2 separate regions of the Mus musculus genome follow, and region 2 is linked to region 1. A link is a loop called in an ENCODE intact Hi-C map of the cell type or tissue named here. Cell type or tissue: left cerebral cortex. All regions are shown on one strand.

What was found. A loop is a pair of places that touch in the nucleus more often than their neighbours do. Peaks named below come from ENCODE experiments on the same cell type or tissue, not always from the same donor. Only the 100,000 strongest peaks of a DNase experiment are listed, where the experiment ranks them.
Region 2: it touches region 1 in a loop (6-fold over the local background); 4 of 42 quality-filtered maps call a loop at or near these places.

Annotation. Positions count from the first base shown.
Region 1 is chr3:58,687,475-58,695,474 of GRCm38, forward strand. Siah2 (siah E3 ubiquitin protein ligase 2) reads right to left here and starts at 4,914. Exons shown (of 2, transcript NM_009174.3): 1 at 3,922-4,914. The coding sequence starts at 4,341. 4930593A02Rik (RIKEN cDNA 4930593A02 gene) reads left to right here and starts at 5,115. Exons shown (of 9, transcript NR_045167.1): 1 at 5,115-5,147. In left cerebral cortex, CTCF peaks have their summits at 4,013 and 4,778; DNase peaks (open chromatin) are centred at 2,025, 3,397, 3,984, 4,700 and 3 more places; H3K4me3 peaks cover 3,919 bases; H3K27ac peaks cover 2,268 bases.
Region 2 is chr3:58,780,034-58,788,033 of GRCm38, forward strand. All of the region lies in intron 8 of 4930593A02Rik (RIKEN cDNA 4930593A02 gene), which reads left to right. Among named protein-coding and RNA genes, the nearest start is that of Gm40059, 41 kb to the right of the region's middle. In left cerebral cortex, CTCF peaks have their summits at 4,628 (motif pointing left) and 6,034 (motif pointing left); DNase peaks (open chromatin) are centred at 3,764, 4,605 and 5,986.

The DNA.
Region 1 (8,000 bases):
AGGCGATGCTTGTGAAAAGGCCGTTTGCCCCTTTTCACTGAGAATCCCTGTTCTGAAGTAGAGAGGCTGAGGAGCCCAGGCTCCTCAACAAGAGAGCAGCCCTACACTGAGCTGGACCATCTGAGCTAAGCACACAGACCTGCCTTGTTTCCAATCTGACACAGACCTTACTCCTTAATGCTTTTTCATCTCCAATGAAGAGTTTTGGTGGCTGCAGTTAAGTACACATCCAAATTTGGCTTTTCCACACCAAATGGTTGAGCTGCCCTGCTCAAATAGTTTGGATTACTGCTTAATCAAATGTAAGGGATACACACTCCAGTTTTATAAACATCATAAATACACACACACAAAAGTAACCCTAAGACCTATTATAAGCTTGGCTCCTGATCTGCATGATGGCTTGGCCCAACTGCACTCTCATAAACTAGATTGAGAAAAGTACTCTACATGTAGTCTTAATTTGCAGATAGTATATATTAAGTGACCCAAAAAACTCCACCCGAACACTCCTAGAGCTAATAAACCATTTCAGCAAAGTAGCTGCATACAAAATTAACTCACAGAAAGAAATTTATATATGAATGACAGAGAAAGAAATCAGGGAAATGATATCTTTCACAATAGCATGGAATAATATAAGAAATCTTGCATAACTTTAACCAAGCAAGTGAAAGAGTTTTTTGATAAAAGCTTTAAGGCACCAAAGAAAGAAACTGAAGAAGATACCAGAAGATGGAAAGATTCCCCCATGCTCATGGATTGGTAGAATATAGTAAAAATGGCCACCTTACCAAAAGCAATCTACAGATTTAATGCAATTTCCATACATATTCCAATTATTCACAGATCTTAAAAGGACAATTCTCAGCTTCGTATTGAAACACAAATAAACCCAAGAAAGCTAAAACAATCCTGGACAATAAAAGAACTGCTGGAGGTTTCATCATTCCCAATTCCAAGTTGTACTACAGAGCTATCTAATACAAACCACATGGCGTTGGCACAAAACCAGAGACTGATCAATGGATGAAACTGAAAACCCAGATGCAAACACAGACCTATGGACATTTAATTTTTTATAAAGAAACCAGAAGTACACACTAGAAAAAAGGATGCATCTTCAGCAAATGGTGCTGGTCCAACCGGATACCTGTATGCATAAGACTCCAATACTCATCACCCCACAAAGCTCAACTCTAGATGGGTCAAAGACCTCAACATGAAACCAGATACACTGAATCTGATAGAAGAGAAAGTGGGGAATAGCCTTGAGCTCATTGGCACAGGAAAGGAATTTCTAAACAGAACACTGTTAGCATGGGTACTAAGATCAACCCATGGATCTGAAAAGCTTCTGTAAGGCAAAGGACACCGTCATTCAGACAAAATGCAGACGATAGAACTGGGAAAGATTTTCACCAACTCCACGCCTGACAGAGGGCTAATACCTAAACCATATAAAGAATTCAACACACTAGGTGTCAACAAACCAAATAATCCAATTTTTCAAAATGGGATACAGATCTAAACAGAGAATTCTCAACGGGGGAAACGTAAAGTGGCAGAGAAACACCTTAAGAAATGTTTGGCATCCTTAGCCATCAGGGGAATATAAATCAAAATGACTTTGAGATTCTATTTTCTGCCTGTCAGAATGGCTGAGTTCAGTAACACAAGAGACAGCCTCATGCCGGTGAGGATGTGGAATAAGAGGAGCACCCATGCACTGTTGGGAGGAGTGTGAATTCACACAGCCGCAGTGGTAATCAGTGTGGTGGTTCCTCAGGAAGATGGGGATCTACCTCAAGACTCAGCTCTACCACTCTTGGGCACATATCCAAAGGGTGCTTCCTCCTACCGCAGTGACACTCGTTCAGACATGTTCATAATTCCTAGATGTCTCCCTAAAGAAGAATGGATAGAGAACGTGTGGAACGGTTTACACAGTGAGTATTACTCAGTCATTAAGAAGAATGCCATTTGCAGGTAAATAGAATTAGAAAGAGTTTATCCTGAGCGAGGCACAGTGATGGAGGACAGATGCTGACACACAGCATGCACAGGGTCCTCTGGGTGTATATTACGGCTTCCAGAATGGGAGAACAAGTGGGTCTCTGGCTGTGCCTTCTCTGGCTCCTTTCCTTATCGTTACCATTCCTTAGAAGCTTATTCTTTTCTAATGAGAGACAGAAAGGGGGATCAGAATGCAAGGGGAGGTGGGAAGGAACTGGGAGGAGCAGAGGGAGGGGAAATTATAATCAGGTTGTATTATAGGAGGGGGAAAATCTGCTTCCAATAAAAGGGGGCGGCATGAAACTATTTTATCCGAATTGCCCAGATGCAGCACCTGAGTTGAGTGAATTAGTAAGCAGGACCTGGGGTGGGGCTAAAGGCAAGCAAGTTAATAAGCTGACCCTATAGCCTAAACCCTTATTTGAATAAGCTATTTTAATTGGGTTTGTAGCTGGGCAGAAGGCCAAAGTAACTCACTCATTTTACTGACTTGACTATGAAGCCTAAAACGAAAATTTCCAGTGAGCTATTTTTAATTTAAAACAGCTCTTGCCCTAAAAATTAATCACTAAGGAGATAGGCAAGACAAAACAGTCTCAGGTAGAACAATTACTTTCATTAAAAAAAATCTCAGAAATATTAACATTATTCCCACCTATAAGTTCAGAAAATGAACTCCTTGACAGAGGTCTAGGTTAGAAAGAGGCATATAAATGAGACTGTGGGGAGTTTTGTAAGGGTTTCAGTGTTGGCAACAGGATGTTATAGCAGAACCACACAATGTAATGCTATCAGTCATTTAAAATACAGGAGATCAAGTCAAGTTTCAGGTGAGGATATTATTAGTAAACCTGGTTGGCAGAGGAAAAAAAAAACACTATCTCTGTGAGTATTAAAAAAAAGAAGCTTTCAGATATAGACATGCATGATTCCATTAATTTAGCCGTGAGGATGTAAACACAGGTCCTAAACAAACCATTGGAGCCATGGGAATGAGAGCTCGGACTTTGACTTGTGGTTTGCCCACCCCACCCCACCCCCCAGCACAGGCAACTAAATAAAATGCTGTCACTGGAGAGAGAACTAATAACGCTCTTAAGTGTCTGCGTTGAGTCCTTGTGGACTCGAGTTCATCGCAGTTAGTCAAACAAACAAACCAAAACAAAAACCAAACAGCAGCTACAACTTCTGAGTCCTCCGCAAGTCTGGGAAGCTGAGAGAAGGCGTGGCTTGCTGGGTTTTCTGGGCTCCCGTGCTAAGCAGGCAGTATCCGCTTCCCCTTACAAAGCGCTCTCTCAAGTGCTCCAGATCTTGGGCACTGGGTCCAGGAGGAATCCAGGACCGTTCTCGCCAAGCTCAGCGCTGGAAACCGTCCGCTTCCTTCCTCCACAATCTCCACTGCCAGCTTCCCTGTTCACATTAAGCTGCCCAGGCTTTATAGAGCACACCCCTGCGGTGGACGCGGCGGCACTTGGCTGGGAGAGCTGGGATGCTTCTAAACCGTCATCAAGTGCCAACTTATCTACAGTCAGTGCTCCGGCAAACGTCAACCCTAGTTGCTAGTTCCCAAAATGGACAGGTTGGCCTGGAAACAATAGACAAGGTACACACACGTACACACCGGAGACAGAGAGAGTGCGCCAGAGAGAGAGAGAGAGAGAGAGAGAGAGAGAGAGAGAGAGAGAGAGAGAGAGAGAGAGAGAGAGAGAGAGAGAGGGAGGAGAGAGAGAGAGACAGACAGAGAGAGAGAGAGAGAGAGAGAGAGAGAGAGAGGAGAGGAGAAAGACAGACAGACAGATGGAAACAGTGAAATGCCATTCGCCTCTTAGGGCCTTCAAGTGCGCTGGAGGGCACCGGAACTCTGGAAGGTTCCTTGGCAGATCTGCGGATGGTGGCTGGACTTACCTTACAGGGAAACAGAACTGCCGAGGCGACCTTCTCCATAGCCAGGTTCCTGATGCTGGGCGTTAGGGCGCCCCTGCACGTCGGGCAGCAGCTTAACTTCTGGCGGCATTGGTTACACACCAGGTGCCCGGCCTGGCACTGCAGAATGGGGGGCAGGACATAGTCAAAGCAGACCGGGCACTCGAAGAGCGAGGTCAGCTCGTGGTGCTGCGGGGACACCGGGTCGGCCCCGCCGCCGGCTCCGGGGCCTGAGATCACCGCTGCCGCGGCGGGCACCGCGGACGAGCCGGGGCCCGCTGCCGAGATGGTGGCGGCGGCCGGGGGCGCAGCCGGGGACGGGGCGTGCGGGGTCTGAGGCGGCGGCGGCTGCTTGCTGCAGGGTTTGTTAGCGCTGGGGCCGGTGGAGGACGGGCGGCTCATCGCGCTCCGAGCCCACCATGGACCTGCGGGCGTCTGCCTGCCGCGGGGCCGCCCGGGTTAAGGCGGTGCGCGCCCCGCGGGTGGCGGGCTCCGGGGCAACGCCACGGCGCCCAGCCCGGGGGACCCAGCGCGGACCCGACCGGCACCGGGAGGGCGGGGACCGGACCGCGCCGATCCTCTCGGCGGCACCCGGATGGTCGTCGCTCTCGGGGCTCGCGGCCGTGCGGTGCCCTCCTCCGGCGGCGTTCTGGTGCGCAGAGCCCTGGCCCACTCGCTTCAGGAGCGGCAGCTGACGCAAGCCCCGGGGGCGCGCGCGGACGTGACGCTAAGACACGTGTGCGGCCGACCCGGCACTCAGGGACTGGCAGAGCCACCCTGCGGCCCGCGCAGCTCCGCCCGACCCAGCTGGCAGCGCCCGAGCGGTTTCCTCGCTGGGAGCCCTTGAATGAGTCGATCGCCGCCGCGTGGGGTCGCTTCTCTGCGACAGTGGAAGCCGGCAGCCCAGGGAAAGGACGTAGCCCGAGTCTCCCGACCCTTCCCAGGGGACCTACGCCGACCCGCACCGACTCCAGCTAGAAGGGCAACTGCTGGCCCGGCGTGGGCGTGGAGGGCGCGCGAGTGCGCCGGGGGCGGGGCGGGGCTGGGCGGGGCGGGGGGCGGGGCTCGGAATCCCACGTTTCTTTTAGCCATTGACGCGCTGGAGCAGCTGGCGATCAGGCTACTCGGCCGGTAGCTTGACACGCGGGGGCGGGACCCGGAGTCGGGCGGGAGCCGCGCGAAGGCCTCGGGTGTGGCCCGGCAGTTAGGTACGAGGGTGGGCTCTTCAGTGGTTGGGACCTTAACGCTAGGTTTTCCTTCGAAAGCCCACTGGCGAAAGCTTCTTGGAATTGGCCGCCTCTGATTGAGAGAACCTGAACCTCTTTGACAACTCTGACTCGATGGAGAATTAAAACCTCCAAGGAATACCATACACGTGGGTTGGGTTTGTGAGGCCCCAAATGACAGGAGACCCTCTGGTGCCTGAGTCCTTAACGTCTAGTCCTGGTCCAAACCTTAGGCTTTTAGCTTACTTACCTGGGGCTTTGGGAAGAAGGAAATGGGTGAGGTCAACCTACCCCTTACCAACCCTCAGCTTGACAGGATTGGTGCTGGATTCTTCCTGAGTTGTCTTTGTACACCCGACATATGGAAAGTCTCTAAGATCCCCATCTTAGAGGTGTAAAAGGCACCCACGGGAGCTGGAGGGACGCCTCAACATACTACTCTTAGAGGACCAGACTTTGGTCCCCAGCACCCACAACTGCCTGTAACCCCAGCTCCAGGGGATCTGATACCATTTGGTACCAGTACACATTATATACACACATGCCCATAAATAAAAATAAACCTTAAGTGTGGTGGGGGTGGGACAGGGGACATCTACAGCCTACCTTCCGGTCTAGCAATAAGAGAACTCTCCGAGGGTTCCCCTAGTCTCAGTAAAACTTATTTCCAGGTACTCTTCACCATTCAGAACCCCAGAATTAGAGAGCGCCTGAGAGTTTGGAGTGAACCGTATAATGGACATACCCTGCACACAATTGCTATGGCAAGCGTTTTATGCCTGAACTGATGACACTGGAATTGGAAAAAGCTAGTATTGATACTCTTTGTAGGAAAACAGAGATTAGTCAGGATAGGGTAAAATAGTGCCCTGTGACTTCGAGCGAAATTCTTTTTAATATCCTGACTTAGTTTGTGACTGTCTTGTGTGCACACGTGGAGGTCAGAGGACAGGTTTGTGGGAGTCGACTTTCTCAAGTTGGCAGGCTTGATGCAGGCACCACTACCCTCCTGAGCCACCTTCCTGGCTCCAGTCTCCTACTCTGTAAAAGTGAATTTAAACAATTTGAGTTTCTCTGTGCCATTCTTGTAGAACCTCATCCATCATAGCCACCTTGTAAATGATAGCCGTAGTTTAAAAATAACAGTGAATATTTATTATTAGAGTCAATGAATAGAATCTGCTCAAAGAAAAAAAAACAAAGTTAAATTTTGTAATCTAGAAAGACTTCATGAGTAACTGGGTTATCTAAAGTTGTAGAGAAAAACTTAGTGATACATGCCACCTAATCACCCTGCAAATATTCCCTTTGTGTATGCCAGCCACTGTCCTGAGAAGAGTTCTTACTCATTTAAATTCTAGGACAGAAGCAGGAGTGGTAAACCGCTCAGGCAGGGCAAAGGATCTCCGAGGTTTGGGAAATGTCCAGACTGCAGGCCTATAAACTCAGCTCCTTAGGGGTGCTGAGTGAGAAGGATGCTAAACTCAAAGGCTACCTGAGTTACAAAGTGACTTCAAGGCCGGCATGAACAACTTAGTGATACTGTCTACAGTTGAAAAGAAAGGCTAGGGGTGTAGCTTAGTGGCATGGTGTTTGTCTGGCTTATGCAAGGTCTTAGGTTCAATTCCTAGTAATTCGAAAAGGGAAAAGAATACAGTGGGGGTTTGGGGGGTGGAAAGACTGTGAAAAGTGGATGCACACAGAGGATGTATTACAGATGGACTGGCACTTGGTGTGTGTAGTGGGAGTGTTACATACACTAGCTATGTATGAAACTAGTATATGGACAGCTAACAAAGGAATAAGGCATCTGCCTCCGATTCACCTTGGGTTTTGTTTTTGTTTTTTCAAGACAGGGTTTCTCTGTGTAGCCCTGGCTGTCCAAGAACTCACTCAGTAGACCAGGCTGGCCTCGAACTCAGAAATCTGCCTGCCTCTGCCTCCCAAGTGCTGGGATGAAAGGGGTGTGCCACCACTGACCAGCTCACTGTGGCCTTTTTTTTTTTTTTTAAAGCCCTGTAATATACTGAACTTGAACTTCTAGATTGGTGCTATGGGGACTATAAAATAGTATTTATTGAGCACCCACTATATGGGTAAAATGGGTTTTTAGATTTCCAGGCACGTCATAGGGTGGATACTATGGTTATAGTCGAGGAAACAGAGGCATAGGGAGTTTGGTTTGCTCAGATTCACAGAGCCAAGATGGCTGGAACCTGCTCCAGAGCTCGTATCTTATCTGACTCCTACTTTGCTAAGATGAGGTGATTAGCTCACTCACCATAAAAAGAAATCAGCTCCAGAGACCATAATGAAGTGCTGCCCTGTGTAGGCAGTCGTCATTCATTCTTAGCTGGTCTGAACAGGAAAGTATTCTGTTTATTCATTGTTCACCTCTGTTGGGCACACACAAAAAATGGTAGGAAATAAAAGCACCCACGGTCTCACCTTTATTGGAGAGAATATATATATATATATTCAAGTTAGAACCCTAGCAGTTGGAATTTATGACAGACTGCATTCCCTTGTCTCTCTGACCTCTGTCCTCTGTCAGAGACTCCCCATTTCCAGAGTTTGAGAATGTTTGCTGCAGAAGTGGGGTCTTTGCTTTGGCCATACTGACAAGTTCTAGCAGGTTCTGATATTTCAAAATGAAGTATGGTTTCAGAGGCTGCTGAAAAAGAAAAGAAAAGAAAAGAAAAGAAAAGAAAAGAAAAAGAAAAGACCCTAAAACAAAAGCAAACAAAAAACCCAGGAAAAATAATTCTTCACTAAGTGAATTTGGTTACTAAAGCTACAACTCTTACCCTGGCAGATGACTCACCTGGTGTAGAG
Region 2 (8,000 bases), 93 kb after region 1:
CATGAAGGGGTATTGGATTTTGTCTGAGGCCTTTTCTTTGTCTAATGATTATATAAGTGGTTTTTGTCTTTTAATTTGTTTATCAATTTTCATATGCTGAACCATCCCTGCATTCCTGGGATGAAGCCTATTTGCTCATGATGGATGATCTTTTAATTTAACTTTGGTAAGTGGAATGTTTCAAGAAAATTATCCTTTTCTTTTAGATTTTCCAATTCGATTGACTACAGCTTTTTATTTATTTATTTATTTTTTATTTTTAATATTGTTTTTATTTTTTTTCCATTTTTTATTAGGTATTTAGCTCATTTACATTTCCAATGCTATACCAAAAGTCCCCCATAGCCACCCACCCCCACTCCCCTACCCACCCACTCCCCTTTTTTGGCCCTGGCGTTCCCCTGTACTGGGGCATATAAAGTTTGCGTGTCCAATGGGCCTCTCTTTCCAGTGATGGCCGCCTAGGCCATCTTTTGATACATATGCAGCTAGAGTCAAGAGCTCCGGGGTACTGGTTAGTTCATAATGTTGTTCCACCTATAGGGTGACTACAGCTTTTTAAAGTATGTCCTTAGCTTTCTGTAAATTTTGATCCGTGTCTGTTGTTACTTTCCCCTTTTCATTCCTGATTTTGTTAATTTGAATATTTTCTCACCACATTGTAGTTAATTTAGATAAGGGCTTGTCAATCTTATTGATTTCCTAAAAGAATCAAGTCTTTGTTCCATTGATTCTTTGTAATGTTCTCTTTGTTTTCACTTTATTGATTTCAGCCCTAGGCTTGATTATTTCTTTGCATCTACTTCTTTTGGGTGTGATTTCTTCTTTAAATTCTAGAGCCTTTAGGTGTGCTGTTAAGTTGCTGGTATGAGATCACTCCATTTTCTTTATGTAGGCACTTAGTGCTGTGAACTTGCATCTTAGAGCAGCCTTAATTGTGTCTGATAAGTTTGGGTATGTTGTGCATTCATTTTCATTCAATTCTGGAAAGTCTTTAATTCCTTTCTTGACCCATTTTTCATTCAGTAGAAAATTGTTCAGTTTCCATGAGTTTTGTAAGTTTTCTGCTGTTTCTGTTGTTACTGATATCAAGATTTAATCTGTGGTGGTCTGATAGGTGCATGGTGTTATTTCAATTTTCTTGTATCTGTTGGAGCTTGCTTTAGATCTGAGTATGTGGTCAATTTTTAGGGGAAAAATATCTCATGAGATTCAGAGAAGAAGGTGTATTTTGTACTTGGGTGAAATATTCTCCAAATATCTGTTAGGTCCATTTGGTTCATAACATCTGTAAGCTCTAACATTTCTCTGTTTATTTTTTGTCTCTATGACCTGTCTATTGGTGAGATTGGGGTTTTGAAGTCTCCCACTATCGGTGTCCAGTGTCAAAATGTAATTTAAGCTACTGTAGTGTTTCTTTGACAAACTTGGGTGCCTTTGTACTTGGGACAAAGATATTATGAATTGCAATATCTTCTTAGTGGACTTTTGCTTTGATGAATATGTAGTGGCCTTTCCTATCTCTTCTGATTAGTTTGAGTTTAAAGTCTATTTTGTTAGATATTAAAATGGCCACACTAGCTTTCTTTTTAGGCCCATTTGCTTGGAATATCTTTCCAACCCTTTAACCTGAGATACTGTCTATTTTTTGATGTGGACGTGTGGTTTTTGGATGCAGCAGAAGGATAGCTACTGTTTTTGTATCCATTCTGTTAGTCTCTGTCTTTTTATTGGGAAATTGAGACCAGACCGCTGGTGGTCTCAATGGCCAATGATTGTTGATTCCTGTTATTTTGTTGGTGGTGTTGACTGTGTGTATGTGTTTTCCTTCTTTTGACTTTGCTGGTCTGAGGTTATTTATTCCCTGTGTTTTCATGGTTGTAGTTAACCTCTTTAGACTGGAGTTTTCCTTCAAGAAATTCTTATAGGGCTGGATTTGTAAATGTTGCGTAAGTCTGGATTTATCATAGAGTGTTTTATTTTCTCTCTCTATGGTGACTGAAAGTTTTGATGGGTATAGGTATCTGGGCTGGTATCTATGGTCTCAGAGTCTGCAGCACATCTCTTCAGGCCCTTCTGGCTTTTAGAGTCTCCATTGAGAAGTCAAGTGTAATGCTAATAAGTCGGACTTTATTTGTTACTTGGTTTTTTTTTTTTTTTTTTTTTCCTCTCAGTGTTTACTTTTCCTTCTTTTGCTTGGTAGGTTTAGCATTTTGATTATTATGTGGCAAGGGGACTTTCTTTTCTGATCTAATCTATTCCATGTTTTATATTCTTGTACTTTTATCTCCTTTCTTCTATGATTTTGTTGAAAATATTTTTCTGTGCTTTTGACTTGTATTTCTCCTCCTCCTTCTCCTCCTTCTCCTCCTCCTTCTTCTTCTCCTCCCTCTATTCCTATTATTTTTAAAGTTGGTCTTTTCATAGTGTCTCAGATTTCTAGGATATTTTGTATCAGAAAGTTTTTAGATGTAGCATTTTTCTTTGTTTATTCTATGTACCCTCAACGACTGAGATTCTCTCTTCCATCTCTTGTGTTTTGTTGGTGAAACAGGCCTTGGCAGATTCCTGTTTGAATTCCTAAATTTCTCATTTCTAGAATTCCTCAGTTAGGGGTTTCTTATTGATTGCACTTTTATTTTCTGGTCTTGAATAGTTTTATTTGCTTTTTATGTTTGTTTTCTTGGACTTATTTAAAGGGCTTATTCATTTCTTCCTACTGTTTTTTGTTTTGTTTGATTTTTTTTTGGATTGCTCTATTCATTTCTCCTTTAAGGGATCCTATCATCTACATACAGGCTGTTTTCAGTCTTTTTCTGTTTGTCAGGTATATTGGAATATCCTGGGCTGGCTGTGGTAGCAGTGTTGGGCTCTACTGGAAGACATATTGCTCCTAGTATTATTGTGTTTTTACAGTGGCATCTGAGCATCTGGGATGTGTATGATTACAGGTCTAGGTGATTTCTGGTTTTGCCTTTGTTTCATAGATGCTTTGTTCCTTGGTTTCTGTTTCCTCTCTGGATTTTAAGAGAATGTGGTGGCTGCGTATTGCCTTGTAGGACATTTTCTATGGACCTAATAGTTGTGGAAGTTTCAGGTCACATGTGCTTTAGGGTATTAGGAGATGACACTTATGGGACTAGGCTCCAGAAAGGTTTACAGAGGGAGGGAGAGTGAAGTGTTCAATCAGGATCTATTTATTTGATCTCCTTGCAAAGGGGATAGACAGTGAAGAGAAGTTCTGTTCCCATGCTGGTGTTGAGACTAGTGGATTGAATCTGTATCCTTGACCTGCTCAGCAGGCATGTGCTCAGGAATGGCTGCTAGCATTGGAGGCTGGGAACATGGGAGGAGAAGATCTTTGTGATCTCCTTGGGATGGGTTCAGAGGGTAAAGGGAGACCACAGCAGGGTGTGAGACTGTGGGGTTAGAGACTGGAGGAGAGGTAGGAAAGGTGAAGATTGCAGATTGGCTACCTGTTCTCCTGACAGGACTTGCCTTTGGGCTAGCTGGAGGTGGTGAGGCTGCTGGCACTAGGGGCTAGAATAAAGCAATGAGTTTGGCAGGGAGGTTGTTGTGTTTTATAAAAAGAAAGAGAAAGAAGGAATATGTTTGGTGGAGGCTCAGTATGGTGTGGGGGAAAGGAGATGCCAGGAAATGCCTCCGTGGGCCCACGCCGAGGCTTCCCGTCCCCCCTGAGAGACCAGCCACAGGATGGCATAGTATGGAATAGAGTTTATTCTGAGCATGGGGAGGGGAGTTGAGTGGGTAGTAGAGACAGAAAAGGGCAGAGAGAAAGGGAGTAGAGGCAGGCTATGAGCATGTGGAAAGCACGTGGAGAAAGGTGGGGGGATGGGGAGAGAGTGTAAGGAGCAGGAGCAAGAGGAGAAGAGAAAGGAGTAGGAGCAAGAGAGCAAGAGAGAGAGGAGTGGGCAAGCAGCCCTTTATATAGTAAGTCAGGTACACCGGGCTGTTGCCAGGTAACTGTGGGGCGGAGCCTAGACTAACTGCCAACAGAGGTGAAAGGGGAGGGTCTGTGGGATCCACAAGAGCTGTGGGCAGGTAGAAGGAGAGGGAAGGCTGCAGCAGGTGGAGGGTTGCAGCGCTGGGACTGGGCATGGAGGGCCTGAGGGAGAGAAGATCTGCAATCTACCTGGTTCCCTGGCAAGGGTGGCTTGTGTAGCAGGGAATGCTTGCAGGGTTTGAGTCTCAGCCCAGTTTTAGAATGTCATGATCAACTCCCAAAGAGACCATAACCAGTTCCAATCCTCCCCCCACACCACATTTCTGCCCTTTCTCCAACCTTAGGAAACAGCCAATCATTGTTTATCCTCTACCTTTGTCTGTTATAGTAATTTAATATATACTAGCTTGTATGATGTGTGGTCTTTCACTTGGCATACTTTTTCAAGGTCATCTATGGGATAGCCAACTACAATGTGGTCATCTACATATGTTATTCCTTTTTATTTCAGAAAATATTCTATTGCATGGGTTTATTGTATTTTAAAAATGCATTTAGTGTGTGTGTATGTCTGTGTGTGTGTAACTTGCTCACCTTTACCTAGATAATTATACTTGATAATCCGATTGAAAATACCACTCTCATAGCACCACCTTGTGGACAGCACTGAAAACACTTTCTTCGTCGTTCAGTTACCGAAGGAAAGAAAATGACACAAAGTTTTGTGGAAGTTTAGCATATACCATCCACCCCAAGTCCTTTTTTGGAAAGATATATGAGATGAATATTTTAAATATGATTAAACTGTAGAGATGAGGGTATGTCTCAGTTGGCAGAGTGCTCGCTTAGCATCCATGAAACACCGGGTCAAATCTCCAACTCTATAAACCAGGCTTGGTGGTACTTGTCTGTAATCCCCACAGTCAGGAGGCAAAGGCACGAGGAGCAGAACCTCAAGGCCAGCCTCAGCTACAGAGAGTTCAAGGCCAGCCTGGATGGGATCCATAAGACCCTATGCCTCATAAATAAGTAAGTTACTAAAGTAATTGGAACTCGATAATCTGAAAATAATGGGTTGAATCTAAACCTGGTCCTCTCTGATTTTTAACACAATCACTTACTAAAACTACCTGTTATTTAGATTGTGTCTGGTGACCACTAATGGTGCCTTAGGGATGTGCGACAGGATGCATTTCTGCAATCTGTTTTTTCATTTATTCTCCTGAAGTCGGGCTTTTTTTTTTCCCTTGAGTGGTAGGGATGGAATGCGATGTGAGACAAATGTTCCACCACTGACCCACACCCCGGATGGACACACAGACTAGTAGCAAGCCAGATGGAAACACCTAGAAGTGTACCACTGCTGCACTTGGGCTTTTCTGACCTCCTCTAGGGTCTGGGCTGTTTGTTTCCACCGTGACTTCTCTTTCACTAGTGCTTGTGTTCTGCTGCTCAGACTGACTCCTGTGGGTTTTTGGGAAGCCTTTCCCCCCACGTAAAATCAGCCTCCCCTTTCTCCTCTCTAAGTTCCTTTTTTCTCTCCTCCTCCTCTCTCCCTCTCTCTCCTCGCTCTCTTTTTCTCTCCCTTGTCTTTCCCTCTCTCCCTTTCCTCTTTCCCAAAGAATGTCAGACCAGAATATTTACAAATGTAAACTTAAACAATTACCATGCTGGAAATGCCTATATTTTATATAAGGTCTGTTTGTCCTCTGAGAGGTCCCTTAGAGGTCTTACATCATGCAAGTTCCTTTGATTTTTATCATGTCCCTCAGCATTGGTTCAGGCCCTGTGAAGTCCAAACTAACTCTAGCCAGTGGGAAGAGAGTCTCCCTCTCCCCTCTGCTCTCTACATACCTACCTTTTCCTCCCTCTTTTTAGCGAGGGAACAAAGTCAGTCTCCGGTAACTGCCCTCAATCTGCTCATATCATCCTCAGCCACACAGTCCTGACAACCATCCAGCTAGTCTCTGCACGCACTCTGGGCTCTTGCCAGTCTGTTTTCACACCAAGGCATTTGTTCAAAATGCAAATCCTGCCAGGCCTATTAAAATCCTTCTAGATCCTCGCGCCCCCTAGTGTAGAATGCCATGTGGTGCCTTGCCTGCCAGTCCAGCTGTTTCTCACCCTCTCTGCACCTTGTTCTCTGCACATCGGTCCTGTTGGCTTCTCCTTTGTTCTGGCAAACCCTCCACAGAGCGTCATACCCACTCGTTCGTCATCCAGCTCGTCACCCAGTTACCTCTGCTCAGCCTAAGCTGACTTCTTAGGAGATGCCTTATCCCAGTTTTTAAAATAAGATTGGCATACCACACTCCCTCCCTTCTAAACACTAACCTCAGTTTTCAGTTTCGAATCAGTGTGGTGGGTTTTCGACTCATGCCATCGTTTCAGGAAAGCATAAACCCCACGAGACGTAGGAGGCGGCTGGTACACGGAAGGAAATGGCCCCTATAGATCCATATTATACACTTGACCCCCAGTTGGGGGCGCTATTTGGGGGAGGTTCTGGAAACTGGGAAATTGCATCAAGGTGGAGGAAGATCACTGACCATGTATCCTTGAAGCTGTGTACTTCCCTGACCCCTTCTAATATCCTGTCCATCTTGATATGAACTTCTCTGTTCGGCTTTAGCTTCCTTACCGTGCTGGAAACCTATGAGACAATGAGCAAAAAAAAAAAAAAAAAAAAAAAAAAAAAAAAAAAAAAAAAAAGAATTCCTTAAGCTGTTTTCAGATATTTTGGTCAAAAATGACACGGAGACTAGAAAAATTGAATGAATGAATGAATGAATGAATGGTAATGTCTCATAGTAATTATGACAGTTGATAATATATACTTATTGTTTCTTATTTATGTTCAAGGTAAGGTTAGGTCCAGGTGTGACTAAAAGTTCTATGATCTGGACAGGGCAATGCAAGTCTCATCCAGTTGCTTTGGGCTGTTTCTGAAAGATGAGGAACCCCACACCTGCCTGCCCCTTGCCTAGTACTATCTGGTCTAGTGACATCAGTAAGCTTAAACTTAAAGAATTGTTTCCATGTTTCTCCTCTGATAGTGTACTATTATTCTGAGTGACATACTAGTCTAGGTTTGTCTTAGGGTTTATAGAGCTGTGATAAAACATCATGACCAAAAGCAACCTGAGGATGAAAGGGTTTATTTTAATTCACAGCTTGAAATCTATCATCAAGAAGTCCAAGCAGTAACTGGAGCAGCAGCCTGGAAGGAAGCAGGAGCCCATGCAGAGGCTACGGAGGAGTGATGCGTACTGGCTTGCTCCCCATGGCTTGTTCAGCCAGCTTTCAAATAGCACTCAGGACTACCTGTCCAGGGACTGCACCACCCACAATGGGCTGGGCCATCCCACATCAATCAATAATGAAGAGAATGCACTAATAAGCTGTGTACAGGGAAGCCTAGAGAGACATTTTCTTAATTAAGAATCCCTCTTCCCAAGTGACTCCAGCTTGTGTCAAACTTGTGTCAAAGTGATGCAAAACTAGACAGAGCAAAGTTGATATTTCAAAAAATAAATACCTCTATCTTCTCATCTTCCCGTCTGCACTTAAAGGTGCAGTCAGCTTAGGTCACTATTCAGACAGAGTAATATATTCAACTCCGTGCAAATAGCCTTTCCTGTGTTTGAGGAGCTGATGGGAGAAAATAATAGTCATTTCCTTCAAAACACAACTTTAAAGGTAAACCAGTAGTCCAGAAAACGGACAGCTTGCGGGAAAGGTTGGAAGTCCCGAGTCAATGTGCTGTTGATGTCGGCATGGTCACGGGAAAATGGCAAAGCCTTTACCCCACTTAGGCTGAGGTTCGGAGGGATGGTGAGGTCTTTCTTTGGTGGCTGGGCAAATGTCAATAGGGCAGAAAATGTCTGTTCTAGTTTTTCTGCCCAGATATTTATGGCCTGAGGAAAGCTCTTCTCCAGAGTCTGCCCCTACCTTGATTGGCTAAATCTGTCTCCTTGACCAGCTGTATAACCAAAACCCTACCTCCTTGTTTATAAGTAAGTAACAGCCCTGCCTC